Linked DNA regions of Homo sapiens: region 2 is linked to region 1. A link is an interaction called in ENCODE POLR2A ChIA-PET data of the cell type or tissue named here. Cell type or tissue: OCI-LY7. All regions are shown on one strand. Each heading gives the region's core, and the rest is flanking DNA. Links, peaks and the distances in the headings are about the cores only.

Region 1 (12,767 bases), core at 3,264-8,263:
ATGTCACAATTTTTTTCCACTTCTTTAAACCCCTATCTTCCTAAAAAGAGACTTTGCTAATATATCTGGCAAAACTTGATGTCTTCTACTGAGTTAAGAGTAAGAAACTGAAAAGCTGACATAATGTTCTGAACATATGGACAAGAGGATGGCTTCTATCTCTGAACTTCACATAGTGTGACTGAGGAGGCTCTTCTGTTGGGGAATCTTTGTTTCTCTCAGACAAGGCTGAGTTCGCTAGAGAAGAGTGTTTCAGTCTGTGTGTGGATAGCGAATCTAATTTCCATTGTTTTGGAACTTGAGTGGTAGGAAGGTGCTGGGGGAACAACACTTAGCACACATGTGGACACATGATCCTCTTGGTTTAGCTGTGGTACGTTGGCCTCATCTGCACCTAGGGTGCCAAATAGGGAGACCATCTGTATTATCTTCTTTAGGGAACACTCCAAATGTTTATTGCAGGGGAAAGGACAGTCACCAAGCAGCATGGAAGAGTGAAGGTTTTTTGTGATCTTCTCAAACAGCTTTCACCTATTCCTTCTTATTTTAGGTTCTTGGTGCTTCTATTTTGAGTGCCTTAATGATTCTATGGGGAATATAATGATTGTCAACTAACCTCTGATAGTGGTAGTTCAGAACTGCTAAGCTAGTTAGGACCTGTCTATCTGCCTCCCAGATAAAAGGTGTTATCTCCTCTCCTGCAGTTGCGTCCTCTCCTGTAGTTGTGTCCTCTCCTGTTCTCTCTTCTACTGCTGCTGTAGACACCCCTCAAGATTAACATACTAAAGTCCTAACCCTCAAGATGACTGTATTTGGAGATAGGGTCTTGGGAGGTAATCAAGGATAAAAGAGGTCATAAATTGTGGGACCCTAATCTGATAGGACTCGTAGAGTTTTAAGAAGAGTAAGAGAGACACCAGAGCTTTCTCTCTCTGCCACATGAGGACACAGCAAGATGACAGCCATCTGCAAATCAAGGACAGCCCTTACCAAACACCATCCCTGCAGGCACCTTGATCTTGGACTTTCAGTCTCCAGAGTGTGAAGAAATAAATTTATGTTATTTAAGCCACCCAGTTTATGGTATGTTATTATGGAAGACTAAAAAAACTAATACAGTGGCATTATGACATTTTATAAAAATATCTACTTACTTGTAAAATACATAAACTAATATGTATTTGTAAAATACATAAACTATATATATAAAACTATATATATAGTATTAATATATTACTCTGAATTTCTTCTACCTGTATTTTGCTTTCTTTTCAAGTGAGGTCTACTGTAAATATCTATTATGTGATAGACAGATGTATATTTACTAACTATGGTGAAGGTTTGGGAAGAAATGAGACCAGATGTCTGTATTCAAAGTGATGTATTAATCTAGATCCCATAAATACATGTTATTAAACCTGTGTATGTTGATACATTGTTGGGGTGTGTTTTAAATGTATTTTTAATTGATAATGATGTTTAATTTTATCAGGTGCTTAGATTGCAGTGATTGAATTGAAGCTCTAAAAATGTATTAAGAGATTGAATTTGACTATATTTAAGCAAATGTTGAAAAGAAAGTGGCAGCTAAATTTTACTGAAGAAAATAGCAACTAAATTTTACTGAGTACCTGTTGTGACTGATACCATTAACATATAGATGTGTCATGTCAGCATTCTAACTACCTAAGTGGTATTTAACACATAATAGATGCTCAACAAATATTTCTGAAATTTAGATTGTGATAAATGAATAAGGATAGATGTTACATTCAGATAGACCCAAAGCTGTTCCCTTAATTCTTCCTCCTTACCATGACCTTCCTGGCTGTAATCACAGTTGTTGCCTTTTGATGAACTTCCCAGCTTTTCTCTAGATTTGCTCTGGTTTTGGTGGGGGTATGGTATGGTCAAGTGAAGGCAATTTTTATATCCCCTTGTGTGACTTTTGCTCACACACTTACAAAAATCTAGCCAATATTTGAAAGCTAATATCTAAATACATTTCTTTTTTCTTGATCTTTCTCCTTACTACAAGATGGAAGCTGATTACTTGCAGTTCCAAATAACTCATTTTCTATTAAAAGTCAGATAGTCTAATTGTGTGAACTAGGACAAGTTAGTCAGCATCTCTGAAACTCAAGTTCTTTCTCTGTAAATATGCACGATTAGATATGTCTTACACGACATTCAGATGATTAATGAAAATGACATTTAAGAATATATTTTAAGGATTAGTCACCAAATAGGATCTTTATTAATTATTCTGGAAGTAATGACAGGCATGTTTCTTTTTTTCTTAAACTTTCTGAAAAATATTGTAATTCTATGCAGTGCTCCAATGATAATTCAATGTATTACTGAGTTTCTTCTACCTGTATTTTGCTTTCTCTTCAAGTGAGGTGTCTTGCTCATTGCACTGGGAAACATTTGGGTATCAGGACGAAAAGAAGCAATGGAGTTCATGAAAACTTTGTCATCAAAGGCAATAGCCTCCTGAATGAATTAAGCCTATTGTACCTGGAAGTATCAGGAGGAAAGGGAGTCTTGAATTTCCTCGTGTGTGTGATTGTGTGTGTGTGTTTGTGTGGTGCACACGTGTTTATTGGTGGTGGTAATGTTTTTATAAGACTGAGGAGAGGCAGATTTTCCTCCTTCCGGTGAATTTGGAAGTCTATTTCCTTGACTTACCTCCAGGAAGAGGTAGGTCCTAAGGATACTTAGTGCTCTCTTCACTTCAGAGTCTGTGCATGCCTCTCCGCCTCTTGTTTGCCCCCTTAGCCTTGCACACGCTTCTGTAAGTGACACTTTTCTTCATCCTTCTTCATCTTCTTCATTATAGTAAGGCAAACATGATGGTTTTTGTGGGAGTGTGGTATGGCCAAGTGTTTCTACCCAGTTATGTATTTTTCCTCATTTTCCAAATACTACCTAGTTCATAGGGATTATTATATAACCCTATGAAGTGGAGAGATCTAAAAAGTATTTAAAATTGAATATATAACCAAACTATCAAAATGAGAGGTTAAAATTAGTTTTCAAATGTGTTGAAAAAAAACAAAATTGTGTTTGAATAAATAAATTTGTAATTTCAAATCTATATCCACTCCATACTAGAAGTATTCAAATAGCATAAGAGTATTAATCATTAAACAAACAAAAAGTACATGATTATAATCATTAAACAAACAAAAAGTACATTCATAGTACCTAGTACAATACCTTAGGCATATTATTTGCCAAGTAAATAGTAGCTGTTCTTCTTAGATTTTTATCTTATATAGTAAGTCCTCACTTAACCTCATCAAGAAGTTCTTGGAAATTGTGACTTTAAGTGAAACAATGTAGTGTGCAAGGAAAGCAGCCTTACCATAGGCTAATTGATATAAACAAGAGTTAAGTCCTATGGTAGACAGTACATTGTTTCACTTAAAGTTGCAGTTTCCAGGAACCTATCAACAAAATAAAATGAGGACTTACTATATTGTGATAAGCAATCGTACAAATAATTTACTGTCTGTATTAAGAAAAAAGATAGTGGGCTACATCCACTTACTTAACTGAGAAAGTTACATGGAAGCTGTTCCAGGAGCCAGATACAGGTTGAGGCAGTGGTAAATGTGGACTCTTCCTCACTTTGATTCTGAGGTGATACAGAGCCAGAAAGTCAGGTGGTCAGTTGTATTAGTCTTTACTTGGATGGTTACAGCTTTAATTATCTTTATTATAGATCTTTAATGTTAAATTGAGTCATCTTACAGAGCTATTTAGAATCGTTTTCTTGATATTGCCTCAAGTGTATGTGAATACTGATTCATATATGATGTGGTATATCACGTGCAATAATAATACCATGTGTGCTATGAGGCAGCAGGTAATAAAAGGGATGGTGGGTTTTGCTGGATAAGAGGAAGATGACCACATGATATGCTATGAATAGCAGGACTGAATTTAACTCTGTCTTAGTGTGGGAGAGAGCTGGCTCATCTGTCTAGGCCTCTGTTATCTGTAACAGTGTAATAATACTTTTCACAGAAGCTAACTTCCTGACAAGCTCACTGCCTTTTCTCAGTGAGGGCTTTTGAGTTCTGTATGATTTTCAAAATGAAAACTGTGGGTGAGAAATCCACCACTATTACCTAAGATGCCTATCCACAGTGCACTTAAATAATGCAGTTTTTTAACCATAAGTTATTGAGACACCATATAATATTGTAATAATAATCTTAATTCAGTAAGTGAAAGTGTCTTTCAGCCACAAAATAATTCCTTTCGTTTACAAAGCCTTTTCATGGAGTTGCCTGACAAACTCCAGAGGTTAACTGGCAATCACATCTCCAGTCGACCTCAGGATGTACACACTCCATTCCCTTTGAATGCTGAACTAACCGACTGATTATGGTAGGTCATCTGACCAAGAAGTGCTTGTTAATAAATCACTTTTACATTAAAGACACTGATGAATTCCAAATACTGAAGGAAAAAAAAAGTGTATGTTTTCTTTGTCACGTCTGAGAAAAGATGCACAATGAAACAGCTGTTTAATATTGGATGAGTCACAGTGTATGCAGATGAAGGGTGCTCCTCAACTAGTGGTGCCTGTGAGAAGCAAACTTACCTGTCCAAACCCAAAGAATGGACTTAGAGACCCCGAGAATGGTAAAGGTGAGACTTTCAATGATGGTCTTGCAAGATCAGGTGCCTGAGAGGCAGGCACACCTAGCACAGTTTCAGCAAACAGTTTATCCCCTAATGCGCAGGTCCCTCCCCTGGTTCCTTATAGACTGAGTATATGGAGTTACAATCTTTCTGGACATTGCCTATTGATTGTTGGATAGAGGCTTTAGGTGTTTTTTAGGGTTGTCTTGTTCTTTTTTTTTTTTTTTTTTTTTTGCAACCCACAATGCATTGCAATCCTAGTTAGCTCAAGGCTTCTTTAAGTATTTGACTTATGACCTAAGCAACTGCGCAGGCTGATAAGAACAGGAAAAGTGAATTATTTTTCAGGCTAGTAAACTTCTATCTTTGACTAAACTTCTTTGGTTCAGGTGAAGGCAACTAAGAGGGGGCGGGAAAGGGGAGGCCAACAAGCAAGTATTGGCTGTCCAAGCTGGGGCCTCGTATATCCTGTTTCCTCTGTAGTTGGCTGACCTAAGCCGATTCAAGGCACTTTGTCTTGGAAATGGACCACTGTATGCATTATTTCCTTCAATGCCCAACTAGAAGCAGGAGGAATACACTCTACACTCTTTGCAGACAGCATTCCCACAGCAGTCAGATCAGGCTAGGTGATTTCTGTAGTCTGCAATATTTGCAAGTCTGTGTGATTCTGAAATGGGAGATCTACTTAGACATAATATTGCATTGACTCTGACATATGCATTCTCTAATTAAAAATTAAATTCTATCTATTATATTAAAATACAAATTGAGTTGAAAAATAAAACAACAAAAACAGAGCATATAAGTTTATTTTCTCTACTGGTCTGTGAACACGTCTTCTGAAGTTAGAATGTCTGAACTATCAGCAATTTTTTTAACTTTCTGACCTTCAATTTTATTTTCCCTTATCTGTGAAATAGGGATAATTCTCATATATTCTCCTCAAGGTTTTTGTGAGGATCAAATGTCAGAGTCTTTATCAGCACTTGAAGGCAGTGATGATATATACTAAGGTGAATCATTATTCTCTTCAATAAATTATCAACATCTACAAAACTGATGGTGACATAAATGCAAAAAATGGTTTTGGAGTGATTTTGAAGAGAGAAATAACATAATGCTGGTGAGGTATTAGGTGGGAGAAAGTTAGGAGAGCTGAGAGATTAAAGTAGACTCAGATACACGCACCAAAGATGAGAACTTGAATGATCACGAGCTAACATGGAGTCCAGAATGCGACTGTGAATAAAGAGGATGGGGAAGCCCAGGAAAAAGGAGAGCTGACCGAATGGCTCCAGCTTAATTTAATGAATACATTAGCTTCAGACAATAATGTCCAAGTATAGCCCTGTCTTCTCTTAGGGAATTCAAGGTCAAGTCTCTCAGTAATATCTGTAAGGGAATTGCTTTTACAGATAACCTGATAACACTAGGAAATAGGCTATAGGAACATGATGGATTAATTTTATGAAGCCCTAAGAAAGTTATTCATTTTATGATGAAATTTTCAAATACTTGAGATTTTTAATACATAGTCTATGTGCAAGAAATCATCATAACTTAGCATCATAATAATTATGTGACCAAAAAGTGAAAAACATGTTTGTCATCTAGGTAGGAAGGATATTTACTCCAAATATCAGCAGAGCCAACTATTAAGTGCAGATTATGAAGGTATATAATATGGCAAATGTGGGAAGGTAGATGACAGAGGCTTAATCCTTTAAAGGAATACTGGAAAATCCAGGCAAAAAGGTTGGAGTCTACTAGTTTGGCTCATGGAATTAAAAAAAATAATATTAATAATTTTTGACAATTTATAAAACATGTTCACCATCACCGGTTGCCAAAGCACTTTCACAAGCTGGGGAGAAAAATGTTTCCTTTTTATGGTTAATTAAATTATTTGGCAAATTACATGCTCACAACTCAAAACTAGGTCTTTTCAATCCAAATGATTTATCTATGTTATTCTCCACCTCCTGGGATGTTTTAAGTAACCTCCTAAAATATCTCTCTTTCCATTAGCTGTCTCCTTAGTCTATCCTTTCTTTTGTTCCCTGATTAATCTTCACCAATATACACCTCACTCTCATAGTCAAACACATTTATTTTGTTTAAAAAGAAAAAAAAAAGCCCAAACTCAGTAGTTGAGACAAACTTCCAAAAGTAAAAGCATTTATTACTCTCTAGCATGAACTTCATAACATACGTCTCCAATTCAGGGAAAGTAGTCTCCTGATCATCCACTGAACAAAGGAAGACTTTTGAGGTACCGAGACTCCATGATTGCTGTTACCAACCCTCTCAAAATCTGAATGAACCAACGATACCAGCTCAGCCTCATCTCCTCTGTGAAGCTATGTTGGAAATACTGGCTAATTGTTCATTCCTTATACATGAAATCTATTTTCATTGTACTCTTGGGCATGGGCCAGACATGGGGGACATGAAAAAAAGTTTTGTTTTTGTTGTTGTTAAGATTGATGAAAAGCCACTGAAATATTTTAAACAAGGGAGTGGCTTGTTTGGTTATGCTGAATCAAGGGTCACCAAGTTGAGCAGAAGAAAACAATTATTGTCCACACAAGAAATGAACAGCTTGTGAAAGTGAATGCAATTCAATTTACTTCACAAAGCAATAGTACTTTCTTTAAATTTTGTACGCTTATTTCATTCAATAAAGTAATATTCAACTAAATTTTCTTTTTTAAAATAATTGGCATAAGCATGTCAGGGTTAAACCCAATGATTGTTGGTAGTTATAGAAGCCAGTTCATAGAGGCAGATGTTGATGAGTGTGTAAGAGAGTGGGACCAGCTGTAAGAAATTTGGGGTGCAGGAACCCCAGTCAGGATATTGCAGAGGAAAAGTGAATACTGGTCCCTTTGTTGAGTTTGGTTAAGAGGAATGTTTCAAAATTCTTTTTGAGGGGCTAACATGATTGATTTTCTCAAAGACAGATCCGAATTCACCACCTACTCAATGTTAGTGACAGCAATGACAATAACAACAACACTAATAGTTCACATTTTTGAATCCTTACTCCCCTCTTCTAAGTGCTTCATGTAGAGCAATACCTCCTTTAATCCTCACATCAAACCTCAGCATTATTATTAAGTCTATTTTTCAAAGGAAGAGACCAAGGCAGAAAGTGGTTCAGTAACTTGCCCAAAGCTACCCATTTAAGCAGCAGAATCCTTAATTTAGACCTTATACCACTCTGCACTATTTCTTCCTAGTGTGTGTACTGCTATAGGAGTCTTTTATGGAACCTGAACTAGCCTCACTCCTTTGACCCGTTTATAAAACAAACGCAACAAGCAAACATAAAGTTTCAGAGTAGTATTATCCCTGAAGAATGCATAGGAGAATTTTTTGAAGAAATAAATGTCTTTGTTAAAAGCATGTAATATGGAAGAAGGCTAGGAGATCACCATGTCTAACCTTATTTTACAGGTATCTAAATTTCCCAAGCTAAAGTCGTCAGCCCTTGCTTTGCACTCTCCATCCCTCTTACCTCATGCAGAGGCAGGAAAGAGGTCCGCTGGAGGACAAAGTTCCACTACATGGCTTCTGCCTGGCTTTAAATTTTGTTTCCATAACATCCGGTCACCAAAAGCCACAATTAGCCTTTTTGCCTACGTGGCTTCAATTCCACAGCATTTGTAGCCACTTTCCCATTGTATCATCATGTTCTGGGAGACAACTTATACCAGTGTTTACCCTTTGGGAGACAAACTCATTTGCAAATACAGCCTAAGTGTTTGAGTTGTTGATTCCATACCTATATGCTTCTCTTCTATTAAATGTGTTCCATGTGTCTCTTTCTCTCTCTATCTCATACACACACACACACACACACACACACAGACACACACAGACACACAGACACACACAATGGGCCTGCTGTGACTAAACAGTTTACCTAGAGGCTCAGTGCTCTCATCCAGCTGACTTTTATACTTCCTCCTGACTCTCAGTTCCATCTATAAGAATAAACGGAGCACACAGCATACTTTGTGTTAGAGTTTTTCTGCGATTCTTGCCAGGACAGGACCCAGACACAAACGAGATGACAGGAGGGCCTATCATATCTTGGCTGAGAAAGTTCTGTTACTGTACAGTTTTAAAATTTCCTTTGCCATTTTTCAAATAAATATTAAGAGTTGAAAAGGAAATTTCTGTTTGCTTCTGTACCGGACTCTCCCTGGGAAAGAAATGCTGTCAAGTTGTTTTTTACATGCATCACTATCTGAGAAAAACATCAGCAGGTGAAAAGAAGAAAAACTAGCAAAGAGTGTGAACCCTGGGGGTTATACAGAAGAAGATATCAGCAAATTTAGTGTAAGGAAAAAAACAGGAATTAACCAGTGTCTTTCCTTAGGAAGGCAAAGATCTTAGACTGCCTATGGGTACCAACCACTTTTAGATATTTGCATGTTACTTACTGTATGTATAGCATTTACTGTTTGCAAGCTATCTGCACAATCTCTCTGGCATCTTACCAGAAATGTCAAAACTAGAAAGAGCATTTGGCATTAAGCATAATTTGAAAATAAAAACAGTTGTAAGAAGGTTGTGATTTATGGCTATCAAAGATTTGGATTTTTTTAATGAAATCTGAGCCTGTTCTCTGACATGAAGAGGCTTGTCTTGGTGAGTTTTGCCCTTTGACCTCTTTGAACTGTACCTTGCTTGTCTCTCATAGACATCATGGTTGGCTGAAAAATTTAGTGTCTCACATCAAAGTAGATTCATGTTCCTAGAGAGGCTGTTATGTCCTGGGAAAGTGAACTTTCCACTAGACTCCTAACAGTGGGAAAAGAAATGTTAGAAATCATAAAAATTACAGTATCTCTAATCCCTTGATACTTGATAGTTTTATGAAAATAAAGTATTTTGGTTAATGTTACCTTTTAACTCAGAATCAGACATGGCTATTTATTGATTGACTTCCTTGATGTTTCCCTATGAGAGAAGACTTTGCCACTTCTTTTTGGAGCTGTCATCATAGACCCATAGTTGGTCCTCCAGTTTCCAGATTCTCCCTCTGAGACCTGAATTGTATACTGCTGCTATATGGAATCATGCCACTTTCCTGTTAAAAATGCTACATAGCTTCCTATAACTTTTAGATTAAGCCAAACTTAGCTAATCATGACCAAAGAAAACAAGACCAAACAAAGAAGACTTTTGTCATACAAAACCCTCCTTTCTTCAGAATCCCTCTTGTTCCCCTCTCTTAATATGTATGGTCTCTTACTCAACTTATAGACTGTCTCCTGTTTCCATGTTATGCCCATACCCTCTCCTGATAATTCTTTCCTCTTTTACTGCTTGACTCTGTCTCATTGGCCCTTGAGAATTTATTTCACACTTCATGGACTCCAGGAAGTCCACAGTTTGCTTTAGGTGTTCTGTGTTTTCTATGTATTTTGTGTGCCTTCATAGAAACTGTTGAACTGGTGTGGTGGTTAGTTTGCTTTCTGCTTTTCCCTGAGGGAATGTGATATTCTTTATGACAAGAGCATTTCATACTTATCGAATTATCTCCAGCATCAGCATTAGTGCCTGGCATTCAAAGATGCTCAATAAGGTTTATGGAATTAAATTAATTTTCCAAATGTGTAATATTTTCTGTCTTTGGCTCAAAGCATAGAGGGCACAATTAAATCTATTTCCCGAGAGTAAAAAAAAATAAGGGTTTATCTGGATTGACGTTAAGCATACTACAAATTACTAGAGGCAGAGTTGGACAAAGTGAGGTAGCACAGGCTTAAGTTTAAGGAGTAAAAGGGGCAATGAAGCTGTGGAAAATTGTTAAATTTCAACAATAAATGATAACAAAATGTGAATGTGAGTGTTCTTGTTTTATAGCACAAAAATCAGATCACCCAGAAATTCCAGAAGTTTCTCAGTCTGATATTAAAGTGAATATGTATTAAAGTGAGGGAAGTGCAGATACCCCACATAATGAATTGTTCAAATACATTTCGGCAAGTGAAGTATCTTAAACACAATGACCACTTCCTGGGAATGAACTCCTTCTAGGCTGTTCCTAATAGTCGTGGGGATGTTGGTCATTACCAAATTAACTGGGGCAAATTATTAAGTCACTCTGAGAAAAAAAAATTCTCATTTATAAAATTGGGGGATTTGAATTTGATGATTCTTAGGTTCGCAAACAACTCTGAGCTTTGTGGAGTATGCAATTCTAATCATGGAGAGGTGCCTCAGCCATAATCAGGAAGCCAAACCATTCAACCTCCTCTTTAATTCTTAAGTAATGTCAGGCACTGTCATCTGCAATTTACATTTATGACCCAGTATAATCTTCAGATAAACCCCATAAAAAGGTTATTATTTTCCTCATTTTACAAGTAACCGAAGTCCAGAATGTTGAAATGAATTGCAAAATTTTTGTAGCTATTTAGTTTTCAAAACTATTTGACAGCCTCTCTGGATAAAATTTATATTAGGTTCAGAAATATAGCAAAGTTATGTTTTCAAAGAGATTTATTTTCAAAACAATAATACTGTTAATAGTGATAAAAATAACAACCACAATGTTACCTGTGCCGGTGGACAGGTCTTCTCTGGAATCTTGATGCTGGCAGCCACCTGACCTCCCAACATGGATGAGCATTTATCGAGCAAGCCTTGCCTATCCCATCCTGCGCTAGTCACGCATGAGTACCTCTCTGATTTCCTATTCATGACACACTGTCTGTGAGATGTGCTATTTCCATTTGCCAGTTGAAATGTCACTTAACCACTCAGAGTCTCAGATTTCTCATCTATGAAATAAAATAGCTCAATGAGATTCATCTTTAAGATTTCTTGCAGCTATTATATTAAGCTAATAAATTTGCATTTTAATTACAGCCAAACCCTTAGGCTTAAGATTTGTAAATATATTCTGACTTTTGGGTAGGGAATATTCACTCATTTGCTAAACCACATGGAAAAATGGGGTTGCTACTTACCTTTGTAAATTAATAAAATATACTTTTAACAAAGTTACACATCTGCGCTCTTTTCTTGTCAATCCTGGAGTTAGAAACCATATTAAAATTACCCCAACTGAGTTACTAAGCATACAAAGATTAACTATCCCTCATTTTAAATATTAGCTAGCTAATAGCACTAAGATAAGCAAATTAGACAGACATGATAAATGGAATCCGAAAATAAAAGGAACAGCAAACTACCACATAAAATTTTCATTTTACTAAGTATAGGTTTCCTATAGTCTGACTTTAAGTCTTTTATTCTTCATAACTGCCAGCTTTTACACTTGGAGAAACAAGAAACACATTTCACCTAGGAAATGTTTTTTAATGCCGAATACTGATTGGCAGAGCACAGTGAAATGACTCTCATGGCATCTGCATGTTTCTAGTCTGCTTCTACAGGGGCTCCTTAGATTTCTCTCTGAGTATAGATGAAGTTTTCTAATTAATTTCCCTTTCTCCATCATTGCCCCGTCAGAATCTACCATAAATGTTATCCCATGATTAGCATATGTGTCACTTTGTTGATTTACACACACACACATACATACACACACACACACACACACCCCTCCAGTGGATCCCTATGGAGTGCAGAACGAGGTCCATCATCCTGATACAGATGTTCAAGGTCTTCACATTGACCATGGTTAAATTATTATCCCATCTCCAGACCTCTGGTCCTTTTCTGCTTTTTTTCTTATGTACTCAACTCTGTACCAAAGTACTCAATGCTAATGACACATACCAATTGTATTTCCAGTGTTATGTTGCAGCTGGCTTGTGCCAGCTCACAAGAACTGATTACTACAGTTTTCAAATTTTGTGATCCAGCTGTAAACACAATTCATCATTAGAAATTAAATTATATAAACTTGCAATTAAATCAATTTAAAGAAATAGTAATGCGTGCTCAGTAGTCATAACTTTCAAATTATTTTATACCCTTCACTGTTGTCTAAGCTGTTGAGGTATCTGCAATACTATATAATGGTGTACTACCATTCCTCACTGCTCAATGCAATAGTTAGTGAAATCACAATTAAATTGGCATGATGGGGTAATTGCATCATGGAAATTGACCACCAA
Region 2 (12,767 bases), core at 5,219-10,218, 97 kb after region 1:
TCCCAGCGCTTTTGTAGTCTGAGGCAGGTGGATCACGAGGTCGGGAGTTTGAGACCAGCCTGACCAACATGGTGAAACTCTGTCTCTAGTGAAAATACAAAAATTTGCCGGACATGGTGGCATGTGCCTGTAATCCCAGCTACTTGTGAGGCTGAGGCAGGAGAATCGCTTGAACCTAGGAGGCGGAGATTGCAGTGAGCCGAGATCGTGCCACTGTACTCCAGTCTGGGTGACAAAGTGAGACTCTGTCTCAAAAAAAAAAAAAAAAAAAAAAGAAGAAGAAGAAGAATATATGGTTATTAACTCAGCAATAACAAAAGGATTCCAAATGGTCCAGTGTTTCTACTCATCCAAATCAAGACGTGATATAGCTATACACAGTGGATCTGATGTCTACCTTTGTCAAGGTACTTTCCATCATTACATTTGCATGTTTAGTATCCATTACTGTCTTTTTGATTATCTCCTCCATTTGGTGCCCAGAGGCTCTTTATAGAAATGTTTACCTTCATGTGGTATTAAGAGAAGAGGAGGCTATACTTACAATTACCTCATTTCTTCAGAAATCTTAATGTTATTACGGTAGGAAAATCCACCCCTTGGGGGCAATCCAGATTTTCTTTTAGTATTCCAAGTTTTCTGTTTGCCTGGGCAATACCATGTGTACTCCTTGTCAGTCATATTCATAATTTGATGTACATTCTCACATGCCACATCAAGTTCTTTTGGCTTTACTTTTCATCTAAAGAGGCAGTGCTTTCATTGTCTCAAGTCGATTTTGTGGTAGATTTAGAGTTAGAAGCAAATTATAAGAATCATTTCTCACTGAATATATCCATAAACATTATCCACAAATTTAATCCAATTACATCTAGAGCAGAGTTTGTCTTCTGTTATCCAAAAATCAGATGCCAGGAGTGATTGTTTAGTTATAGATCTAACAGGAATACCATGTGGGACCTTTTTTACTTCTCTCCAGATATTACTTCTCTATATATTTGAAAATTTCCCTTATTATCACAAACATTATTTTCAATTTTTAATTCTGGTCCTCTTAAGAACCCCTATGCTTGGGTTATGTATCTCATTCTGTTTCATTTCGTCCTTCCATACCAATTATTTTCAACCCATTGGCTAGATGGCATTATATATTTATACACTATTTCTTTTATATTAAGATTTTATACATATAATTGCTTTATATGAGGTTTTGCTCTGGTTGTGTAAATCTTTAAGGTCTTATTAACACTCTGGTGGTATGATTTATCATGCCTTCTACATAGCTTAAAACTTTAATTAACTTTACCATCACTTACATGGCATAACCACTGAATCTCAGGTCTAAATTTGTAACCAACCCATTTAATCACGTCCTATGCTATATTGTTGTCTTAAGCTTTTTACATTCCAGTCCTTATAACTGGCTTTCTTAAGAAAGTCAGGATCTAATTCTGTTCCTGCACAATCAGTGAGATCTCTCTCTATTTTTTTTTTTGCATTAGTTTATATTGGGAAGAATCTATAAACTTTATCCAACTCCTACATCCCTACATTCTAGCTTTGTTTTAGGTACTTCAGCATCTTGTGTCTTAAACTTTATTTCTTGGTTTTAGTGATAATCTTCTGTCTGTTCCTGATGCTGTAAAATCAATGGGGTTCCAATCTTTTGGCCAAGTGGCATTTATATGTGTTTTTATATAATTCTACATATCATTTAGGCCATTGCTTAACACTGAATTCTTAACTTTCTCTTCTGATGGCAATATTCTTCTTTTTTTTTTTTTTTTTTTTTTTGAGAAGGAGTCTCGCTCTTTCACCCAGGCTGGAGTGCAGTGACACGATCTCGGCTCAATGCAGGCTCCGCCCGTGGGGTTCACGCCATTGTCCTGCCTCAGCCTCCCACGTAGCTGGGACTACAGATGCCCGCCACCTCACCCAGCTAATTTTTTGGATTTTTAGTAGAGACGGGTTTTCACCGTGTTAGCCAGGATGGTCTCGATATTCTTCTTTTAGAAAGACAAATGAGAAAGTCATATTAATACCTACACAAGTATTTGACCGTAAACCATTGATATATTATGCTGTTTCATCTTACATGCAAGAAACAGGTATATATTTTGGTTATACTTCATAAGGGGTGCCATTAATATTTTGTTCTCCATCATATTCTATAATCTTGTGAGGTTTCTCCCCTTCCTCAATGGTGTTGCTCTTCCAGTTAAAACCTTTGACGAACTGTCTTTGCACTCTATATTCTGGTGCATTTGTGTTTTCATATTTGTTTTTTACTGATTTTTTTTCACAGCTTTATTTGTATCATAGGAAATATGTTTGGAACTAACTTCTAGCATATTTTAATGAATAGCTTCAATTCCTTGCAATAATTTTTGTCAGGTATACACATTATCTGTTTCTCTAGATTAGTGAAATCTAAAAACTTCTTTTTGCCCAATTTGTAAGACTTATTTGTGGTGTAGCTAAATTAAGTGTACGAGTTTCCAGTGTCAGCATTAAGTTTTTTTTATTCCACTCCTGCAGCTTTGAAAACCTAGTTATTTTCCAGTTCTGGAGTACCTGAATCATACAATTACAACTTGGTCTTAACCCATCTGTCAAGTTTCAAAATATTTCCCTTAGTCTCAAAGAAGACCCTACATCCTGTAACACTTCATTAGCCCTTCTTCCCCAGCCCTTAGCAACAACAAATCTGCTTTCTGTATCTAAGCAATATGACCCAGCAACTCCACTTGTATGCATATACTCTGAAGAACTGAAACAGACATTCAAATACTCATTCATGAGTGTTCACAACAATACTACTGGCAATAACCAAATGGTGGAAACAACTCTAATGTTATCAACAGATGAATGGATAAACAAAATGTGGTATATGCATATAATGAAATATTATTGAGCCATAAAAATGAAGTACTAGCACGTGCTGCAACACAGATGAACCTCTAGATTCTTCGTTTCGATCACTATTCCCATTCGAGAATTATGAAGTTTTCCAGGGCCTGCCATTTGCAGAAAGTTTGTGAGGAAGAGAGAGAAGGCAATGTTCTAGATGGGCAGGAATTCTCTCTGGTCTGTAGCACAGATACCTGTGTCCATGTAAGTTATTTAGCCTGTATTTCTCCCCAGGCCAAAGCATCAAGGGCAGTCCACAGGACAGAGCTGTTCTCCTCCAGCTGGCATCCCTCTTTCCAGGGAGAATAGCAGTCTCCAGTTTTGTCCTGCTTGTCTGAAATCTACAGCTCCACTTCAACACCTTCCCACACCCCTACCTGAAATTCACTCTGCTCAGCAGCCTTTCTCATATTTTGTGTTTCAGGATTGTGTATCTTTCTTAGTATTGTTGTACCAGGAGTTGAAATTCCTCCTTCTCATTTGTCTTGTTTTTGAATGATGTTCTAGAGGCAAAGGTGGCTGCAGCATTTTAACTTAGCAATTTTTCTGAGAATAGCTGCATAGTGTTTAAAAAGTACTTTCATATGAATAATCACCTTCTGTCTTGATGACACCTCTGTGTGGTTGGGATATTATCTCCAAGGTATAAATCACTCAGTGTCAATGAGATAGTAAATGGTGGCAGGTTGATTAGAAATAGGTTCTTTTGTTTCTCAAAGACTTCTCTTCAATATTTCGTAATGCACTCTGTCAGATTTGGAGGAAATTAAGTAAGATATTTGAGCCTAAATTCTTCATATACCAAAAGGGCATTATCAGGCTATTGAGAGGATTTGATGAAATAATATGCATCCAGTATTAACTATATAGCACATGCTGCTCAATGAAAGCTGAATTGAGTTGAATTGAAGTGAACTGAACACTGAAATGAAACAAACTGTTACCTTTACTGGTGAATGCATAATTTCCAAATCACTGTGCAAAAGACAATCTTTAAAAAACCTTAAAAACAAGTCTCAGTTAGGACCAAACATCTCACTTGGCCTTATGAGCCCCGAAGGGTAGCATTGCATTGATCAGTGTTTGACGGAAGGTATAGTATCTGGATGCTCATTTGCATGTGTGCTAAGGGTTAAGAGAGAGCTAAAGCCAGCCTGCTGCGGTCACAACAAAACACACCGCTCACCAGCTCTGTCACCTCTGGCTGACAAAAGCCTCCACTTCTCTTTGGAAATTAGTGAAAATAACAGTATCTACTTTACTGATTGTTGAGTTTTAAATAAGATCTGACATATAAAATGTAGAGAACTAGCACATGGTCACAGGTTGATAAACATCTGAAATTATATTATTATGATTCCACATTCATGCTACCATGGATGAAATTTCTTCACAGGAGACAGAGCATCCCACACACTGGGAAAGGGTCTCTCCCATTCAGTTTTGCAGATCAGTCTTTGATGGATAAGCCAGTCTCCTGGTACTTGCTTAGCGTCTGTTTTTCTCCTTGCATCTGATCAACTCTGAATGTCTTTAAAACTGCAAAATGCTGAAACTGCAAAGCTGAGAACAAGAATCCAGATCACAAGAATCCTATAAATGGCACAGCCTAAGAAGACAGCTGGCCTCCTTAGATGACACTTCTACTCCCACATAACCCAAATTCTAATGGAAGGGATTCGTGTAGAAACCACATCATTCACAGGGACTTGACTGCATGCCTATGTTCTTGATGAGCTAAACTCCTCTGGAAGGATGGAGGCTTTCTCCTTTTGCCTCAGCCCACACTATTTATTGAATACCATAACAACCCTCCATTTACTCAGAGGAAGTGCTTTGCATTTGCAAATCATTCTGGGAAGCCAAGTGAATTGGCATTTCTAAGTTAAAAATGTTTTGTTTTTTTAAAGGATGCTTATCCATTTAAATCCTGAAACAGATCCAAATCTTTACTCATCACATTAAAAAAGAAGAGCATAACACAGAATTCTCCCATTCAAAAAAAAAAATGGTATTCTTCTACTACTTGTTCTAAATCCAACATACATACCTTAAAGATTCAGATTATGATACCTGAAAGTTGACAGCATCAGTTCGAGGCCCATTGTCATGATGTAGGTATACAAAACAGAGTTGAAGTATGCTCTTCCTAGCAAAACAGATATGAGTGCTACCATTGTTCACTTGTGAGGAGAATACAAGGCCTAGATTTATTCTGAAATCAACTCCATGAAGTTTATGAAGGGCCAGAGGAGTCACCTCAGGAGAAGGTGTCAAGAACACAACACATGTAAATAAACGAGGATGGGTGCCTTGCTTATTTAAATAACTCCTGTGCTCCATGCAGAATCCTTTCACTTTGAAAACACACCCTGCCACAGCAAAAAAAAAAAAAAAAAGTAATAAAAGTTAGGGAAAAGAAATTTAAATCACTTGAAAATGGAAAACCTTACTAGCATGTTCTGATTGTTATTTTCAAGGAACAGTTAACTACATTAAATAACATCACCCTTGTACTTCCTAGGTTACCCTGGCACAGAGGCATTTTGTAGATTACAACCACCCAGGGGGCTTTCCAATGATCACTAGAGCATCTTCCCTTGCACCCAATCAGGAACCTGTTTGATCTGTTTCTTCCCTTTGTCTGATTCTTGATTCTACTCTCATTTATATGTCTGCCTTTGATCAAAGGCATCTCTCTGACCCTGAATTTCAGCTCAGTCCCAAACATTTCAAATGAACGTAAGTTTCTGAATCTATCTCATCAATCTCCTTGAGAATTCCACCTTCTGCCACTACTCTGGGAATCAGCCCCAGGCCCAGTCCTTTTCCCTGTGAGTCACCCAAACTATTTGTTTGTCCAAGAGCAGAGTTCTACCAAGTCTCACCATTGCACACTGGGTTTATACACTTTCCCACAGATCAGCAAGATGAATGTAATCCTGAGCTTTGGAAAGATGGTGGTGAGAGTGAGGACACACAATACGTTCTCCTACAGCCATGTGTCACATTCATAAGGTGTGAAATTTTTACCAAGATTGATATTAACATTACCACAGGAAACCCAGTCTTCTCAGAGACTGAAGATTGCTTCAGAGCCAGTCCTGCTGGCACACCAAACAATCTGCAGGTTATAAAATTTAACCCTTTATCTACATATAAGTCATCTCCAAGAGCTGCCATGGGCAGCATCTCCAAAATGAACCTTATTCCCTTCTCTAGAGTACCTGGAATGGCCATTCATCAACAGATGCACTCTCCCCGCTAGACCTGCTGTCAACAATGGGCCACTGCCTCTTTTTGTAAACAACAATGGAATGATTATCCATTTTTGCATTGTCTATGGCTGCTTTCTCATTATACTGGCAGAGATGAGTAGTTGAAACAGAGGCCTAAATTCCCCAATATCTAAAATATGTATTCTTTGGCCTTTACATTAAACAAACAAATTGCTGACTACAACTCAAGGTCAGGAGGTAGTTGGCTTTTTGATAATGTTGATATTTATTTCTACTTGTATGGTGCTCCTCTCTGTTTTCAGTGGTCGTGTTCAGTATCATATGGTGTTCCTCTGACATTGAGGCAGGTAATGGCATAACTCACAGTTAGTTTCTTCAGAGTGTGAGCCATCCCTAACAGAATATGAATATTAAATGTATAATAGATTTTATAGTTAGATTACAAAGGTATCCATCAGAACCCTCTAACTTAGGATTGTACATTCATAACATGCATTAAAATCAATTTTATATTTTAAACACTTTTCTTATTAATGTAACAATTTTTCTTGGTTTTTATAAAATGTCAAAGGGAATTAACAATATGGAAACCTCTGTTGCCTACTCCTTTCCTTTGAAGCCTGGGTTATTCTGCAGGAGAAATGCTGCATGTGATCACTCAGCCTGTGCTATAGCAGAACCAACTGTTCATAGTCTACAATGTAAATAGAGACCCCTAGAGTTGTGCAGTACCCAATCTACACAATTGTAAATGGTGGCCCATAAATTTCTTAGCCAAATTTAGGAAGCAATTGAGATAAAACAGGATCAGGTTTTCAAATAAGACTCACGAAAATCTCAGATCTTTGTCAGCGCCAAAGCATATTCATAATTTCAAGGGTACAAGTAACCACGAAGTGTAGTGAAGCATAGTGAGGTCTGGAGTGTTGCCCACAGGTCCCTAGGTCTTTTCTCACTACACTGGACACTGGCTCTATTTGCATATAAGGTCTCTAAATAATATATATAGCTACATCCTCAGGGGAAAGAAAGGCACCTGGGTCAAGAAACATCTTCAGTTCATACTCAGATAGTTATCTAGCTTACATGACATTTTCTTCAGTATCATGCCTTATAACTTCATGGATCCCAAGTGTATGTATCATGAGCAATACTAAACAACCAAGCACAGCCCACTCAAAGCTTCCCATTGATAAGGATTTTCTCCTCTCCCTAGCAAACACTATTAGTTCATTTGCCAGTGAAGCACAGTTATAAGGAGATTTAACTGAATATCCTTCTTTTTTCCCTGAAGCAGCTCCTTAACTTCTTACTTCCCAGAAGTGTTTGCCAGAGGCAGCCGAAGTGAAAGTGGCCAGGATAGAGTGCCTGACTCATCATCCAGAATAAGCAAAAGTAAAGAACCTGGGAATTTAGAAACAGGTCAGAATCTATTTGAAGAGTGACACAGAATTGAGGTTGAGACCAAAAAAATGTGTGCTCTAAATCATGTTTTTGCAGAAACTAAGTGGAAGTTTCCAGTGTGGATGTCATTTTGGTTGGGAACACACATTTCCTTAGGAAAAGCAGGAGGCTGTGATGGAAGAAACTAAGGATCTTGAAATTGGATAGACCTATTACCACCTTCCCTAACTTCAAGACTTCAAGGTACTGTGAATAAGTTACGTGTTGTTGTTTTTTGTTTGTTTGTTTTTTGACAAAGTCTCACTCTGTCTCCCATGTCGGAATGCAGTGGCATGATCTCGGCTCACTGCAACCTCCGCCTCCTGGGTTCAAGCGATTCTCCTGCCTCAACCACCCGTGTAGCTGAGATTAAAGGCATGCTCCACCAGGACTGGCTAATTTTTGTGTTTTTAGTAGAGACGGGGTTCCACCATGTTGGCCAGGCTGGTCTTGAATTCCTGACCTCAAGTGATCCGCTTGTCTCTGCCTCACAAAGTGCTGAGATTACAGGTGTGAGCCACCGGGCCTGGCCTACTTACTTCTTTAAGCCAGATTTTCTACACCAATAAAGGTGAGCTTGCAATGCCTACTGTGTGGTGAGGAGTAAATGAGCTATAGTATGTGAAGTTCTCAACACAGTGCCTGGAATAATGAAAGTCTCTTCCTTTGGTTCCCTTTGCTCCCACCACCTCATGCAGAATTTCAAGCCAAACAAATATACCAAACTACTAAGAAAAATTATCTGACACTTGGAAATAGGCCATCAAAAAAGACTAAGTTTTCTTTTAGTGCAGCACTGGTGTTAACTTTCTAATCAATAGGCTATTTTACAACTATGTGAGGGCTTAGGATACCTTGGAGATTTTTATCCAGTAGAGCTGCAAATAATTTCCATCCAATTGAATATATAATCCCAAATAGCATGGTTTATAGCCCTGTTGCATATTAACCAACATTGCACTTAATCCATGCATCTACTAAATTGTCCATATATCTATATCTTGGTTATCAATTGTTTTTTGGACTGCTGTTAACAGCATATGTGTTTCCTCATTATTTTATGATTTGAGGATGATGTCTGACGCATGCTCAATTTATATTTGGATGGAAGACACATTTTTTTTAACATTATTATTTAGCGAAATGTACCTAATGGTTTACAGTGGGATTCAAAGTCTATACTGTGTCCTTTACAACATGTGTTAAGTCAGTCATAGATTAAGAGGAAACGTTGACTCAGGGTACCTGGTGGTAGAGTGTGCACTGTGAGAGAAGAGGAGAAGGCTCTGAATGTATTCAGCAGAGGTCTCTTTATCAACTTACTTACCTCCTACCCTCTTTTCTCCAAGTGGTAAGTGTGGCATGATGACCTGTGGCATCCATCTGGTTTAGGGAGACCCATGTGGGCAGAGGAAATACACTCTGCTCTAAGCCTCTCAGGTCAACCCTGTCTTTTGCATTTTGCCTGCCACATTTTTCACAGAATCAGTTACCTTCATCTTCAGAATACCAAGATCTAACAGGCCACCAAGATTTGGGTATAGATTTAAGATCAAAAAGGCTCAGAATGTCTCTTGATCTTCTCTTAGTTATTTTAAGCCACTTAGGCTAGTTACAAGTTAGACAAAACCAGATACCCATGCCATCTAAGATAAATCACTAGAAATTGAGGCAAGATAAATCACTGTAATTTGTGGTAAAACAAACAGTTAAGTTTGCAAACTTTGTCTTCCATTCACATATCCTCTTTAAAGACTGCAAACTGCAATAGGTGGCTGTGTGAAGACAGAATTATCACATATGAGACCCTGAGGGTCCAGCCAAATACTATTTCTCCAATGGCAGCACTTGGTTGGGATTAAAATTTACCTAATTTCTTCTAATGAGAACTCTGTCAATGTCTTTTTTTTTTTTTTTTTTTCAACTGCTTCAGAGATACTATTCTCTCACCCCTTTACCTTTTACATTCTATCTTCAGGAGTCATCTCATTTATCCCTCTGGGTTTCCAGTCTATCCCCTTGACCTCAAGCTCTCTAAAGGACATAGCTTTGTTTCCCTTGCCTTTAACTACTTATATCACTTCAACTAAGACATATCACTGCAAATAAGCAAGCTTGGTGTAGAAAGCCTATGGCTATAAGTAACTGGAAATATTGGGTTGAATATTAAAGGGATTTAAAGATTATACAGGTCTTGATAATTGCTATATTTGCCACTCACGAATGACATTAAGAAAAATATTTCTTATCACATTTAATGGGAGATATTTAGGGTGGAAGTGCTAGAGAAAATTTGCATATTTCTTCCTTAGTGTGAAATCTATTTAACTGCTAAAATTCAAATTATACAGAAAGAAAAAAAAGCATATTCATAAATAAAATTTATTGTAAAATCCTTAAAATTCATGCTTGGAAGCCTATATTCCTTTTACAGAGTGTTTCTCCACCTTAGTCATACCTTAGAACCCCCTGAGGAGACTATAAATGTGCTGACACTTAGACTGTACTCAAGGTCATTCAGTTAGACTTTGTGGGGATGGACTTACAGATCAGTATTTTTCCAAATGTCTCTGGATTCCTTTGGGGTTCTGCATTAATGCACTTTCCATGTGTCTACAAGTTAAAAGCAAACTAAATTAAATAATGGATGTGGTGTGTTCAAAAGAGATCATAAGGCTTATGTTTTATTAAAAAAGCATATGCAATTTTAAGTGGCGTGTTTCTAATTTATATCTCATTTTAAATTAAGTATAATACTAAACACCTTACAAGAGCTACTCAATTAGGATAAGACTATCTTTTCACAGCTTCAACCTTGATGTAACTATATTTGGTAGGAATGTAATAGTACTTATACTTTCCTAGAAATATCAACCCATCTTTGAACTCTGAAGTGGCTACAATCACTCGCTTGCTCTTTTCCTATCTTTGACTCTCACAGTCCCTCATGTACAAATGCACACAGATGCCACAACCTCTGATCATGCTTTAACGTGTATGTAGAAGCATGATATTTTATATGTTTAAGGATATTCAATAGTTTTACTCGGTTATATTTATTTCAAAGGAACTGCTCTATCCAATATTGAACTTATAAGAACACGATTATTCTCTCAGACTTTCACTGTAATTCTTTTAGCATCCCTCAAAATGCACTGCTGAAGCAGAAATTACATTTCCAATAATGTCTGTGTCCTGGATGAGTTATGTTAGTTAACTTTTCTTCCTGCTGGCTCTGGGGCTTGATTGCTTAAATACCTTAGAGATATTATGACTCATACTCTGGTTGGTTGGTGTTTATGAGAACATCATCCAAAAATCAGAGTCTATATTCATTTAAACTATAGTGATTGAATTAGTTGATTTTTAGATGAATCATCTGGTGTAGATTAAAACATAAAAATAACCTATACTTCCTAAATGTTGTCAGGTTTTTAAGAGACTTGAAGAGGTTAATTAGGATAAAGGATAAATAATTATATTATTCAACAGTGTGAGTGCTAAGGCTTAAATCAGCCGATTTTGCTCAATTCCAAAAATGATTCTTCAAGCACACCGTTTTAGTCCATTCTTATGCTGCTATAAAGATCTTCCCAGACTGGGTAATTTATGAAGGAAAGAGGTTTAATTGACCCACAGTCCCACAGTTCCACAGGGCTGGGGAGGCCTCAGGCAACTTAGAATCATGGCGGAAGGGGAAGCAAACAAGGCCTTCTTCATATGCGGCAGGAAGGAGAAGTGCAGAGCAAGGTGGAAAAAAGCCCCTTATAAAGCCATCAGACCTCATGAAAACTCACTCACTATCACAAAACAGCATGGGGGAACCACCTCCATTATCTAATCACCTCCCATGAGGTCCCTCCCCCAACATGTGGGGTTTACAATTCGAATTACAATTCAAGGTAAGATTTGGATGGGGACATACAGCCAAATCATATCACACACAGTCAAGTGGATTGCTTTATCGTTGACATTTTCAAGGAGGTCAGAGATTAAAATATGCTTAACGTTTCTTTCTTGGGTAGGAACTTACTTGAAATGCTCCAAATAAAAAATACATTTTATAATTTCATAAGTTCAATAATTGTTTCTGGGCTTTTGTCATGCTTTATGAATTATGCTAGGGGAACATGGTATGGTAAAAATTCTCAGCCACACCTGAAAGGAAATCACAGTCAACATACAAATGAAAAATTAAGCAAGTAAGCAATGAAAATGCAATGTTTTATGATGCTATCTTGGATAAAGTACAGGAGGTTATGGATTTTGAAAAGAAGGAGATCTAACTGGTTTTGGTGGTCATTGAAGGTTTCTTAAAGAGACATTTAAATGAAGACTCGTGAATACAATTGTCCCTTAACCAATGCAGGGGTTCGGTGTGTAGATCCCTTTTATAGTTGAAAATTTGTGCATGACTTTTGACTACCCCGAAACTGAACTATTAATAGCCAAATGTTGACCAAAAGCCTTACCAATAACATAAACAACTGATTACCATATATTTAGTATCCTATATGTACTATACACTATATTTTCACAGTAAATTAAGCAATAATTTATTGTAATTTATTACAATAAAAGAAAATGCTATTAAGAAAATCAGGCCGGGTGCAGTGGCTTATGCCTCTAATCCCAGCACTTTGGGAGGCCAAGGCAGGCGTATCACCTGAGGTCAGGAGTTCGAGACCAGCCTGACCAATATGGTGAAACCCCATCTCTACTAAAAATACAAAAATTAACCAGGTATGGTGGCGGGCACCTGTGGCCCCAGCTACTCTGGAGGCTGAGACAGGAAAATTGCTTGAACCCGGGAGGCGAAGGTTGTGGTGAGCCAAAATCATGCCACTGCACTCCAGCCTGGGTGACAGAGTGAGACTCCTTCTAAAAACAAAAAAGAAAGAAAAAGAAAAAAAACATAAAAAAAGAAAATATATTTACTATTCATTAAGTGGAAGTAAATCATTATAAAGGTCTTCATCATTGTCTTCACACTGAGTTGACTGAGGAGGAGAAAAGAGAGGGGTTCTTCTGCTTTCTCAGGGGTGGTAGGGATGGAAGAAAATTTGCAGATAAGTGGACTCCTGCAGTTCAAACTAATGTTCAAGAGTCCCTTGTATATGTAAAATCAGGTATCAACCAACCAATGGAAAGGGTATGCTAAGCAAGGATAAAAAT

Evidence for each region. ChIA-PET counts read pairs that join two places held together with the same protein. Peaks named below come from ENCODE experiments on the same cell type or tissue, not always from the same donor. Only the 100,000 strongest peaks of a DNase experiment are listed, where the experiment ranks them.
Region 2: POLR2A ChIA-PET joins it to region 1 with 7 read pairs; 2 of 35 experiments call an interaction of 5 or more read pairs at or near these places.

The regions. Positions count from the first base shown.
Region 1 is chr7:49,421,101-49,433,867 of GRCh38, forward strand. No RefSeq gene overlaps it. Among named protein-coding and RNA genes, the nearest start is that of VWC2, 350 kb to the right of the region's middle. In OCI-LY7, for the core only: no CTCF peak of the experiment used is centred there; no DNase peak of the experiment used is centred there.
Region 2 is chr7:49,516,540-49,529,306 of GRCh38, forward strand. It overlaps LOC124901804 (a long non-coding RNA gene), which reads left to right and starts at 7,671. Exons shown (of 2, transcript XR_007060628.1): 1 at 7,671-7,796. In OCI-LY7, for the core only: no CTCF peak of the experiment used is centred there; a DNase peak (open chromatin) is centred at 7,152.